3 separate regions of the Homo sapiens genome follow, and all the other regions are linked to region 3. A link is a contact called in ENCODE Hi-C data. All regions are on one chromosome and are shown on one strand. The core of a region is the stretch at or near the end of the contact, and the rest is flanking DNA. Distances in the headings are between cores, read along the strand shown. Region 1 holds the start of ZNF549 (zinc finger protein 549). Region 2 holds the start of ZNF773 (zinc finger protein 773). Region 3 holds the start of ZNF324 (zinc finger protein 324).

What was found. Hi-C counts contacts between places; a loop is a spot of excess contacts on that map. Pooled maps may share reads with other maps.
Region 1: a loop to region 3 is called in a pooled map, with 5 times the contacts of the local background. The contact joins the promoter of ZNF549 here to the promoter of ZNF324 in region 3. A Hi-C loop is called at or near these places in 6 of 50 pooled maps.
Region 2: a loop to region 3 is called in a pooled map, with 5 times the contacts of the local background. The contact joins the promoter of ZNF773 here to the promoter of ZNF324 in region 3. A Hi-C loop is called at or near these places in 7 of 50 pooled maps.

What each region holds. Positions count from the first base shown.
Region 1 is chr19:57,525,487-57,529,559 of GRCh38, forward strand. ZNF549 (zinc finger protein 549) reads left to right here and starts at 1,870. Exons shown (of 4, transcript NM_001199295.2): 1 at 1,870-2,120. The coding sequence starts at 2,088.
Region 2 is chr19:57,497,302-57,501,419 of GRCh38, forward strand. ZNF773 (zinc finger protein 773) reads left to right here and starts at 2,637. Exons shown (of 4, transcript NM_198542.3): 1 at 2,637-2,812. The coding sequence starts at 2,780.
Region 3 is chr19:58,464,694-58,468,623 of GRCh38, forward strand. It overlaps ZNF324 (zinc finger protein 324), which reads left to right and starts at 2,387. Exons shown (of 4, transcript NM_014347.3): 1 at 2,387-2,490. RefSeq lists enhancers at 2,118-2,734, 2,735-3,349, 3,768-3,887 and silencers at 2,377-2,426, 2,507-2,636.

The sequences.
Region 1 (4,073 bases), core at 620-3,119, 940 kb before region 3:
GCAACAAGGGCGAAACTCCATCTCAAAAAAAAAAAATAATAAAAAAATAAAAGGATCAGAAATAAATAATAGTGGAGACAAACGATTGTGATGCCCTACCTTGTTTTAACCTGATTGTCTCTCTCAGCTGAGAGAGCCAAACAGACTCCATTTTTGTTTCTTCACTTGCAGCCCCCTTATCCCCCTCCCTTAAGGACATAACTAGTGCAAGCTGACTCCAAGCACATCCAGGAATGCACTTACTGATAGACACTGAGGCACGCTGTACCAGCAGCTCCTAGGAACGCACTCAGTTAATGGTACCCAAAGCCCCTGCGTTTATCACTTTGTGATAATTAAGCCCCTGCACCTGGAACTGTTTATTTTCCTGTAAATGTTTGTGTAACCATTTATCTTTTAACTTTTTGCCTGTTCTGCTTCTGTAAAAATTGCTTCAGCTAAACTCCCCCTCCCCTATTTAGATCAAGGTATAAAAAGAAATCTAGCCCCTTCTTCGGGGCCAAGAATTTTGAGCTCTAGCTGTCTCTCGGTCGCTGGCAATAAAAGGACTCCAGAATTAGTCTCAGAGTGTGGCATTTCTCTATAACTCGCTCGGTTACAACACTATAGCCAAAGATTACATTCATAAAGATATTTTTACAATATAGGTGTCTTATTTAATATGACTCCAATCTAAATGGTAATTTTTCTAACCTTTCTTAAGTAATTATAAAATGTCAAAATTATAAACAATTAAAAACTAAAGAGAAATGAAGACAATGGATAGCAACAAAAGCTAATTGCTAAATATGGGGGAAAAAAGCCAGGCATGGTGGCTCATGCTTGTAATCCCAGCACTTTAAGGCAGGCGAATCACTTGAGGCCGGTTCTAGACCAGCCTGGCCAACATGGTGAAACCCTGTCTCTACTAAAAATACAAAAATTATCCGGGGGTGGTGGCGCATGCCTGTAGTCCCGGCTACTCGGGAGGCTGAGGCAGGAGAATCGCTTGAACCTGGGAGGTGGAGGTTACAGTGAGCAGAGATTGCACCACTGTACTCCAGTCTGGGCGACAGAGTGAGACTCTGTCAAAAAAAAAAAAGGAAAAAAAGAAAAGAAAAAGAAGATATAATGTTTCTGCAATCTCATTTCAGTTCCACTTATGATAATAGATACATTATGTAATTTAAGTCACTAACACTTGAGGGCAAAAAAACAGAATAAACACAAACGTGTGGGATAAGGGGATGCTGACCCCACTGTTAGTGATCACCTTGGTTGGAGACCCAGGTTTTATCATACAGATGAAGCCTGCAGGTAGCAAGTTTCAGAGAAATAGATTGTAAATGTTTCTTATCAGACTTAAGGTCTATGCTGATGTTATTGCTGTAGGGGTAGAATGAGGCATGTCCAACCCCTTCTTCCATAATGGCCTGAACTAGATTTTCAGGTTAACTCTATAATGCTGAGAGGAGGGGGTCCATTCAGATAGTTGGGAGGCCTTTGAATTTTATTTTTGGTTATAGTTTCTACATTAAAAAAAAGAAAAAAATTAAGGGTCGCGTCAATTCTCAATTGTCAACATTTTTAATGTATTGTATGCAATATATGTCAACTTTTGTGTTGAGAAATGAAGATCAAATCGTATTCTTTTATCCTGTGTATGTAATAGGCTTTGCTGACCCTAGTTTGATGGGTTTTTTCCTTTGTCCTCTCTTTCTTGGATTGAGTCCTCACAGCGCGGCGGACTGCGGCGTGGTAGGAACTACACCACCCAGAATACTGTGCGCCGAGCGTGCCGGGGCCTTAGACCAATCATTGCCCAGGAAAGGGGCACCTCCGTAAGTGCGCAATACGCCAGAATCTTCCGGCGTCTTTCCGGTGGTGGTCGTTTTTGCTGCCTGCGAGCGCGTCCGCGGGCTGGGCGTTTCCGGCTCGCTGGGTCCGGGCCAGGTAACTGGAGCCGGAAACCGGTGGAGGTGGTGTCCGCCCGCAGAGGAGCTTGCCTGGTCTCGGTCTGAGCGTCGCCCAGCGATTTGCCACCGCACGCACGCCGGATCCCGGGCTTTACCGCCCGCCTTTCCAGGCCCCGCCCCGCCTAAAGTCCCATGGCCGAGGCAGCGCTAGTGATTACGCCGCAGGTGAGAGCGGAGTCCTCGGATCCTCACCTGGGTCCTGAGGCCCCGGACTGGGGTCACCTGCGTGGGTCTCTGCAGTTCAGGCCTCTTCTCCAGGACAGCGAGGAGTTCTGGGTGGGGTCCTCAGAGCTGACGGGCGGTGAGGTGAAGAAGGGAGAGCGTTGCGTACCGTGGGGGCTGCACGCGCAGAGCCTGGGAGGTGCGCCGGGGTCGCGAGCATTCGGAAACTTGGGGGCGGACCTGTGTCTGCAGGGAGCAGAGAGAATGAGGAGAAGAAGGCACGGCTGCCATGGCAGCCTGAGCAACCGGGGTTTTTAATTCTGAGTCTTTGGGAGCCATGGAGGGTTGTGAACTAAAGGAGAACACGATCTGAGTGAGGGTCTGAAAAAATATTTCAAAGGCAATGAGTGGAGAAAACAGACTGTTACGGAGTGATGGGGGTGGACGCAGGGATACTGGTGAGGAGACTGCTGTAGTAGGCTCCAGGAGGATTATGGTGGATTCTGGACCAGACGGGTTGCTGAAGGGACCTAAGTAATAAGAATCTTGGTAGATCTTAAAGGTAAAGCCAGCAGGATTTTCTGCTCCATCATTTGTGCCTATGAGCAAAAGTGGGAGTGAAGTATGATCCCAAGTTTTTCTTTTACCTGAACATCTGGAAGAGTTGACAAAGAAATCTGGTGAGGGAGCAGGTTTCAGGGAAATAGTAGGAGTTGAATTTTGGACGTGGTGTTTCTAAATTGCCACAGAGTGAAGTTGTTACATGGGCAGTTGGAATCATAAGTAGAAAATTCATGGGAGGGGACTGACTCAGTGATGTGTAAATGGAGACAGGCTGGGGCGTAGACTCAAGCCAAGCCTTAAATTTAGACGGGAAATCTTAAGGTTTTACTTTGAGATGAAGAGAGGGAGGGCTGAGGCTGGAGGCTGGGAAAGTGTGGGTCGGCCTTGGCGAAGCTGCCTGCAGATAGGAGGGCCATGGGGTTCCGGGGGTACTTCCAAAGGGAATGTGTAAGGAATACACACTGCATAGGATGGATTTGAGGGTGGGACACTGTGTAGAGTCACCATTCAGAAGACTTGGCGAACTGTTCACTCTATGTGGAGCCAGAGAAAGGTCAGCCAGACTAGCAGAGAAGCCCAAGCCCAGCAAGAGCAGCTCTCCCAGGAAAATACAAGTTTAGACTGTATAGATTTAACAAATTAAATTTATGCAAGCAATTAGTTAACCGAATAAAATGTCACTATAACTCTGTGCTCTAATAAAAAATAAATGTTTGTTTTTTGTCATGCTTTCCTGGCACAGAATTCCTAAAATCGTTGTAATTTCCTCAGTGAAAAGTGTCTTGTGATAAGTCATGGACCGCATAACAACAGTGTTGACCACATCAGTGACGGTGGTCCCATAAGATTATGATACCATATTTTTACTGTACCTTTTCATTTTCTTTCTTTCTGATCAGGAGGCAAACTGCATTTTCTAAGTTTATAAATGTTTAAATGCACAAATAATTATCACTGTGTTACAGTTGCTGACAGTATTTAGTATAGTAACTTGCTGTACAGGTTTGTAGCCTAGGAGCAATAGGCTATACCATTTAGTAGTTGAACAATGAATGTCTGAACAGTAGTTCCCCCTTATCCTCAGAGGATACCTTTCAAGAACCCCAGCGGAGGCTTGAAACTGCAGATAGTACCCAACCTATATATACTATGTTTCTTCCTAGACTACATACCTGTAATAAAATCCAGTTTATAAATGAGGCAGTATAGGAGATGAACAATAATAACTGGAAATAATATAGAACAGTTATACTTTATAAGTTAATAAAAGTTAAGTAACTGCAGTTGAGACAATAAAAAAGCAAAAGTTAAATTATAAAAAACATGTGAATGTGGTATCTCTCTAAATATCTTACTGTACTATTCACCCTTGTGATGAAGAAGGGACTAAAC
Region 2 (4,118 bases), core at 1,387-3,886, 970 kb before region 3:
TGAGAGACATTAAACAAGGCATAAATAAATGACACAAGAAGTTCCTGAATCTGAGACTTAATACTTTGAAGTTGTCAGTTTTCCTTTAACTATCCTAATAAAAACCTAATCTTTTAAATAAAAATTTACAAATGTATTCTAAAAAGTTACATGGAAATACAAAGGGCCTGGACTAATTGCCAAAACAATTTTATAAATAAGAATAAGTTTGAAAATCTTTATGACTTTAGGACATACAAACGTACAGTAATTGAGAGTACAGTATTAGCTAAAGGACAGAGATGAACAGAAGAGAACAGAGAACCCAGAAATACACTCACACAACACTCTATTGTCAATCTCTTTTCAAGAAAGTTGCAAAAGTAGTAAAACAACTTCAGAAAACAGTGTAGCAGCTTTAAAGGTAGCATAAGCTTACCATATAGTTTAGGAATCTTACCTATTGGGATATCCCCAAGAGAACAAAAGCATATGTTCTAGAAATACTTACACTTGCATGCTCAGCAGTTTTATTTATAAAACCCAAACACCAGAATTTGTTTTTAAAACACACACACACAAACTAAAATTTCCGTGAACAGAAGAATGAATAATCAATTATGGTATATCTTAACATAAAATACCATTCAACAACATAAAAGAATAAACTATGAATACAAGTAAAAATATCATAGATAAATCTGAAAATCCCTGAGCCAAGTGGAAGAAGCCAGACACAAAAGTTGACATACAGTATGATTCCATTTATATGAAATGAAGAAGCTGCAAAACTAGAGTAAAAGAATGCAGATCACTGGTTATTGAGCCTGCGGTCTGAGGGGGAAGGTTCTGACTGAAAGAGTACAGGAAAACGTTATCAGGCAATGGTAATTTTCTCTATCATGACTGTGTTGGTGGTTTCATGACAGTACAGCTGACCCTTAAATAACACAGGTTTGAAATGCACAGGTCCAATTATATGTGAATGTTTTTCAATAAATATACTGGAAAAAATTTTTGAATATTTGAGACAATTTCAAAAAACCAGAATTCATTGAAATAGGTATGCCAAGAATGCATAACACAAAATATATGTAGGTTCTATTTTATCATTACAAAACCAGAGCGATATTTTCTTTTCTTTTTTTTTGTTTTTGAGACGGATTCTCTCCCTGTCGCCCAGGCTGGAGTGCAGTGGCATGAACTCCACTCACTGCAAGCTCCACCTCCCGGGTTCATGCCATTCTCCCGTCTCAGCCTCCCGAGTAGCTGGGACTACAGGCACCTGCTACCACACCCGGCTAATTTTTTGTATTTTTTAGTACAGACGGGGTTTCACCGTGTTAGCCAGGATAGTCTCGATCTCCTGACCTTGTGATCCACCCGCCTTGGCCTCCCAAAGTGCTGGGATTACAGGCGTAAGCCACCACCTCCCTACTCTTTCTACCCAATAAATATGAAGGTCTGTGGAAGCTCAGGGCCCTTCCTCACTAGAAGCAAGAAGCCCCCTGACCCCTTCTTTAAAACAGATTTATTTTGCCTTTGTTTTCATTTCTGCATTCGTTCCCCTTCGTTCAGTCCCATAGTAACTGTGACAGGAATATGGAGCAGAAATGGATGAAGGGGAGAAATTGAGGGGGAGTTGGCTTATGGGTTTGCTGCCTGTTGTTGTGCCTTTACACCAATGTTGGGTCCTTGAGGAAGGAAAGAACACAAATGAGAATGGGGTGAAAGAGGAACGTAAATCCTTGGGCTCCCCTACTCTCTCATCACCTACATCCAGAATTCAGAGCCTTTTCTTATTATCATACATCAGGCATTAATATTGGGTGTCCCCTTGCCAAAGGAAATTTAGGAAGGTATACGTGGCTTTGCCCAGTGAAACCTCTTTATGGTGGCCCTGAAGATCCTCTTCAAGTCCTTCAAAAGAAGGAAAGATTGGAGTATCAGCTGCAGGAAACTGAAATCCAGGCCCATCTCCAATTACAACAGGTTCCAGATGAGTCCGAGAGTTCTCGACACTCATTTCTCCTCCATCTCCTACTCCATCATCTCCATCTCCATCTTCTCCATCATCTCCATCTTCATCATCATCTCCATCTCCATCATCTCCATGTCCATCATCATCTCTATCTCCATCATCTCCATCTCCATCATCTCCATCTCCATCATCATCTCTATCTCCATCATCATCTCTATCTCCATCATCTCCATCTCCATCATCTCCATCATCTCCATCTCCATCTCCTACTCCATCATCTCCATCTCCATCTTCTCCATCATCTCCATCTTCTCCATCATCTCCATCTTCTCCATCATCTCCATCTTCATCATCTCCATTTCCATCATCTCCATCTCCATCATCATCTCTATCTCCATCATCTCCATCTCCATCATCTCCATCATCTCCATCTCCATCTCCATCTCCATCATCTACCGTCTCCAATCTCCATCTCCGAAGTTATGCCCACTTCCTCGAAGTTTGGAGCCACGCGAACTACACTGCCCAGAAGGCGCCGCGCCGTGAGCCGCGATGCTTGGCCAATGAAAAGAGGTCTACCCGAGAGTGCGACGCGCAATGGGCGGGACTTCCGGCGTCTCCCCTCGGCGGTTGCTTTCGCTGCCCTCAAGAGAACTCAGCTTGCCGGAAGCTGGTTGTTCGCTGCGGCGACCAGCTCCGGAAAGCGCGGTGGGGACGCGCTGTGTTCTCGCAGCTCAGAGGCGGGTCTGAGGCTCGGTGGCGGCGCCCAGGGTGGCCCGGGCCCTTTCCTCGGTCGTTGTCTCACCGCCACAGGCTCCGATGGCGGCGGCCACGCTGAGGGACCCCGCTCAGGTGAGCGCCGCGTCCTCCCGGCCTCCCCCGAATCCTAAAGCCCTGTGAGGGCCGCCTGCTCAGGTCCCCGGGTGCAGAACTGTGGGGCGTTCGTGGGCGGCGTCCCGTTTCTGACACGCAGTGTGATGGGGTGGCAATGGAGGGCAAGGGGCCCGGCTCGCAAAGATGTGAGGCGCATTCAGCGAGTCCCGAACCTGAGGCCTCCTGGTGTCTGTAGTGGGCAGCTTGGGAAGGGACGAGGCGCGTGTCGAGCGACAGCCCGAGCAGCTGCGCTTTCATCCTGAGGGGGCCACAGTGGCCGCGGAGGGCTGGAGACAGAAGAGTGACAAGATCTGTTTCTCAAAGTTTGCCAAAGGCCCTTCAAGTCAAAACAGACTGGGGTGGGGGTGAGGCGGGTGAAGACAGACCTGTGAGTAGGTAAATTCAGTAGACTAGTGGAGAGTCTACTGGGACTGGGCCACAGAGGAGGGGAAGTGATCAGATCTTGGATGGATTTCAAAAACTGAACAGACGGGAATTCCTGTTGCATCAGATGTGACTGTGAAAGAAAGTAGGGAATGAAGAGCCATTCTGGATTTTTATTTGTATTTTTGTTTGTTCCTGAATATCAGGAAGGATGGAGATGGGTAAGGCTGTGCAGGGAATAGGTTTTGGGCATGGTGATCCTGAGATGTCCCAGAGTGGAGGTGTCATGTCCACATGAGCAGCTGGAAGGCCTGGGGCTCGTATTTAGGAGGGAGAATCTTAAAGTTTTCTTTCAGATGGTCCCTGAGGTGAGGGAAGGGAGAGATGGGCCTGTAGGATGGGGCAGCCTCTACAGCCTGGAGTTTCGTGGTCCGAAGTGATTTTGTCTGGTGCCTGCAGGAATGGAGGGTTATAGAGTATGAACACCCAGGACTGGATGGAGACCGCAGTGTTGGGTAGTATATAGGTTTGCCACTCCAGGCTTAGTAGTTCCTCATGTCCAGTCCATATGGAGAAAAGGAAAGGTCAGCCAGGCTGGTGGAGCAGCACCTTTGGTGCCTAAGTTTCCCTAGCTATCAGCACAGGTGGGATGATCAACTGCTCCAGTAGAAGGGAGGGCTCTCAGCAGGATGGTCTTCAGGGGAGTATATAGCAGGCAGCCAGATTGCCAAAAGGAAACCCACATTGTCTTTCTTTTTCTTTCTTTTTTTTTTTTTTTTGAGACAGAATTCTGCTCTTGTGATCTGCCCACCTCGGCCTCCCAAAGTGTTGGGATTACAGGCTTGAGCCACTGCACCCAGGCAGAAACCCACATTTTGAAAACCTACCAGTTTATTTGCAC
Region 3 (3,930 bases), core at 1,137-3,636:
CTAAGCATTTGATCAAATCACAACTTTAATACTACTTTTTTTTTTTTTTGAGACAGAGTCTTGCTCTGTCACCCAGGCTGGAATGCAGTGGTGTGATCTCGGCTCACTGCAAGCTCCACCTCCCAGGTTCATGCCATTCTCCTGCCTTAGCCTCCTGAGTAGCTGGGACTACAGGCGCCCGCCACCACACCCAGCTACTTTTATTTTTGTATTTTTTAGCAGAGACTGGGTTTCACCGTGTTAGCCAGGATGGTCTCGATCTCCTGACCTCAAGATCCGCCCACCTCGGCCTCCCAAAGTGCTGGGATTACCGGCGTGAGCCACAGCGCCCGGCCACAGCTTGAATAGTTCTAAGTGTTGGGGTTTTTTTTCTTCAGGGTTTTTGAACTTTAATACTTCCTTTTTTTTTTTTTTTTTTTTTTGAAACGGAGTCTCGCTCTGTCGCCCAGGCCGGACTGCGGACTGCAGTGGCGCAATCTCGGCTCACTGCAAGCTCCGCTTCCCGGGTTCACGCCATTCTCCCGCCTCAGCCTCCCCAGTAGCTGGGACTACAGGCGCCCGCCACCGCGCCCGGCTAATTTTTTGTATTTTTAGTAGAGATGGGGTTTCACCTTGTTAGCCAGGATGGTCTCGATCTCCTGACCTCATGATCCACCCGCCTCGGCCTCCCAAAGTGCTGGGATTACAGGCGTGAGCCACCGCGCCCGGCCCTGAACTTTAATACTTCTAAGTGTTGGGGTTTTTTTTTTCCCCCTCAGGGTTTTTGTTTGTTTTTTCCTGAGACAGGGTCTCTCTCTTACCCAGGCTGGAGTGCAGGGGCTCCATCATAGCTCACTGCACACTCCAACTCCTGAACTCAATCCTCCCACCTCAGCCTCCCATGTAGCTGGTATTACAGGCATGCAAGACCATGCTCAGCTAATTTTTATATTTTTTTATAAAGATGGGGTCACATTTTGTTGCTCAGGCTGGTCTCAAACTCCTAGGCTCCAGTGATCGCTCACCTTGGCCACCCAAAGTGCTCAGATTCCAGGTGTGAGCCACTGCGCCCAGTCCTGAAATGTTCTTAAATTCTTTCAAAGTAGCAAAATTTATATTAAAACATTCCAAACATGATGAGCTCCCTTGCTCTACAAGGATTTACAAGTAGAATCAATTAGGTGGACAGTTATAGCTGACAGTTGACAGAGAGATAGTTATAGATGGAGGTAGGTATAGAGGGAGGGAGGCAAAAAGAGTTAAGGAACTGGACAGCTGAGAACTGTCTACAGGTTCCAAAAACAAGACAAAGAACCTTTTATTATCTGCCAAACAAGACAGTCTACATTGAGACTGCTCTGCCTTTCGTTTTTATGTGTCAAAGACACTTAAATTGGCCTGTAATCCCAGCACTTTGGGAGAACGAGGTGGGCGGATCACCTGAGGTCAGGAGTTCAAGACCAGCCTGGCCAACATGGTGAAACTCCATCTCTACTAAAAAATACAAAAATTAGCCAGGCATGGTGGCGCACACCTGTGGTCCCAGCTACTACGGAGGCTGAGGCGGGGGGATCACTTGAACCTGAAGGCAGAGGTTGCAGTGAGCCGAGATTGTGCCACTGCACTCCAGCACGGGCAACAGAACAAAGACCCTGTTAAAAAAAAAAAAAAAAAACTTAAATGAGTCCCAAGAAAAAAGGAAAAAAGAATGAATATTGTGATGTGTGGGGCAAGACAAGATCTAGATGGTCTAAGGACAAGCAAATCTGGGGAATTAACTTCTGCCCATCCAAATTACAAGGAAAACAGATGCTTTGGGCAAGTGTCGAGGAACAGTCTCATACTTAAGACAAATGTAGGCTTACGGGCTGAGAATTCTTGGTGTAAAGGTTGAAAACGGACCTTAAACCTTTACGGGACATTGACACAGAGAGGTCAAACCCGCGCCCAGGACGCACAGTCAGTGAGAGGCAGAGCTGGGAAGGGAACCCGGAGCTCCAGGCATCGGCTCCTCCACCTCCACCTGCGCTACCCGGTGCATTTTCTCCTCCGTGCTCACTGCTGGTGTTGCCTCTTGGAACCTCGGCAGTTTCTGCTTTCGCACCTGCAGGGTTTAGTCTCCGGGACTGCTTGGGAGGACACCTGGAATGCCGAAGGCAGGACTACACACCGGGCGAATCCACCAGCGCCACCAAGCCCTTGAAAACCCGAGGCCGCCGCGCGACTCCATTTCCCAGCGCCCCGCGCGGCAGGGGCTTGGACGTTGCCAAGGAGACCGGTAGTGGCCCCGCCTCCACGCAGGGAAACAGGCGGGAACCACGTGACCCGGAAGGCTGTACGCAAGCGTCCGCGGCGCGCACTGGGCCAATGAGAACCGAAGGGCTGGACTTCCGGCGGTGGGACTGTCACTTCGCCGCCCGCGTCAGGCCACACCGGTGGTCTGGGCTGGGGACCGCGGGTCGGGTCCGGTTTCCAGGGGGTTCCTGGTGCTCGAGGCTGGCGGCGAGGAAGGTACTGGCTGAGGGCCCGCGTCGGGCCCGCCCTGCGCACGCGTCGTGATCAAGGGCGCCGGCCGCCGGCCGCGCCCCCAAGCCTCTGTTTCTCAGAGTGCGTCGTGGGCGTCCAGGGGACTGTCGGGCCGCGGCGGGAGCCATGCGCTCTCCCACCGTGCGGCAGCCCAGGAGGCTGCGCGCTGGGCGTTCCACGTCCATGATGGCCGGGGAGACTGAGGCGCGGGGCGGCCCCGGGACGCTGCTGGCGGGGAAAGGCTGGGTGGTCCACGCCTTTCTTCCCTCCCAGCTGCGGGTTCCGCTGGCGGCGGTGGCGCTGACAAGCCCGCGTCGGGGAAGCAGGGGAGTCCCTGCTCACACAGACCGCGCCCTCACGGAGGGAGGCCGCTTCCTAGACCTCGCCTAGTCGTCTTTCCTCTCCCTGCCCTGGGGGGGTTGCGGGGGTCAGTGCAAACTCCTGCGTCCAGGGCACTGGTGAGCTCCCGAGTTCGGGCAGCCAGGGGGCTGAGGTCCCGAAGGAGGCTCCGAGGGGAGAGTCCTGCGTGTGCAAAACCTGGGAGGGGAGCCGAAGCCCAGGTGCTTCTGGGACTGAGCTCTCTCGATGTGGAGCTGGAGTAGAGGGGATGTGTGCGGCTGCAGTATCAGGCGAGGGAGTGGGCTTTATCTCGAGGGCGTCGGGAGACATAGAAGTTTTGAACAGAATCAGGACATCCTCTGAGGACTTTAAAACGGTTCCACCGTTTGTTGCGTGGAGAACAGACATGCAGGGGTGTCGGCATGAAGGGAAGAACCGACTGCCACAGTCTGGGCAGCAGTGGAGGTGGGCGACCAGGTGAATTCTGGTGGATCTGCGGATGCATCAGGTGTGGGCTGTTTGAAGAACTAAGTACCCCATGTTGTTCAGCCTGAGCGCCTGGAAGAAGAGAGCTGCTGTAGATAGAAAGGAGAATTGAAAGGAAAGCAGGTTTCCTTCAGGGGAAAGATCAAGAGTCTGGGATGTCCCAGGTTGGTCATGTCACTGGACCTGACGTTGTTGGCGTCCTGGGCTGTGGACAGGGCCTATGAATTGGACTGAGGAATGGGCAGGGACTCAGCCAGGTGTGGGCAGTTATGGCTTGAGGGTAAAGAAGACCAGCTGGGATGCCTGGGGCTATTGGGAAGAGCCTAGCACCTAACTGAGGAGGGGAGGGTGGCAACAGAGAGGGGAAGAAAGGGGACACCGGGTGAAAGGAGGAAGGGATTGAGTTCCTCTGTGTTCACAGGTTGTTGAGGCTGCTCCCCTGTGGCGACTGGTGAGAATCATCCAGTCCCTCAGGCTGGATGAGCAGCCTGGAAATGTCAGGCAAGCAGGCTCAGCAGGGGAGGGTCCCAGTGATGGGTATGCCTGGGAAGCCCCTGCTGGGACTCACAGTTTCTTGCTACAAGAGCAGGAAGGGTGCAT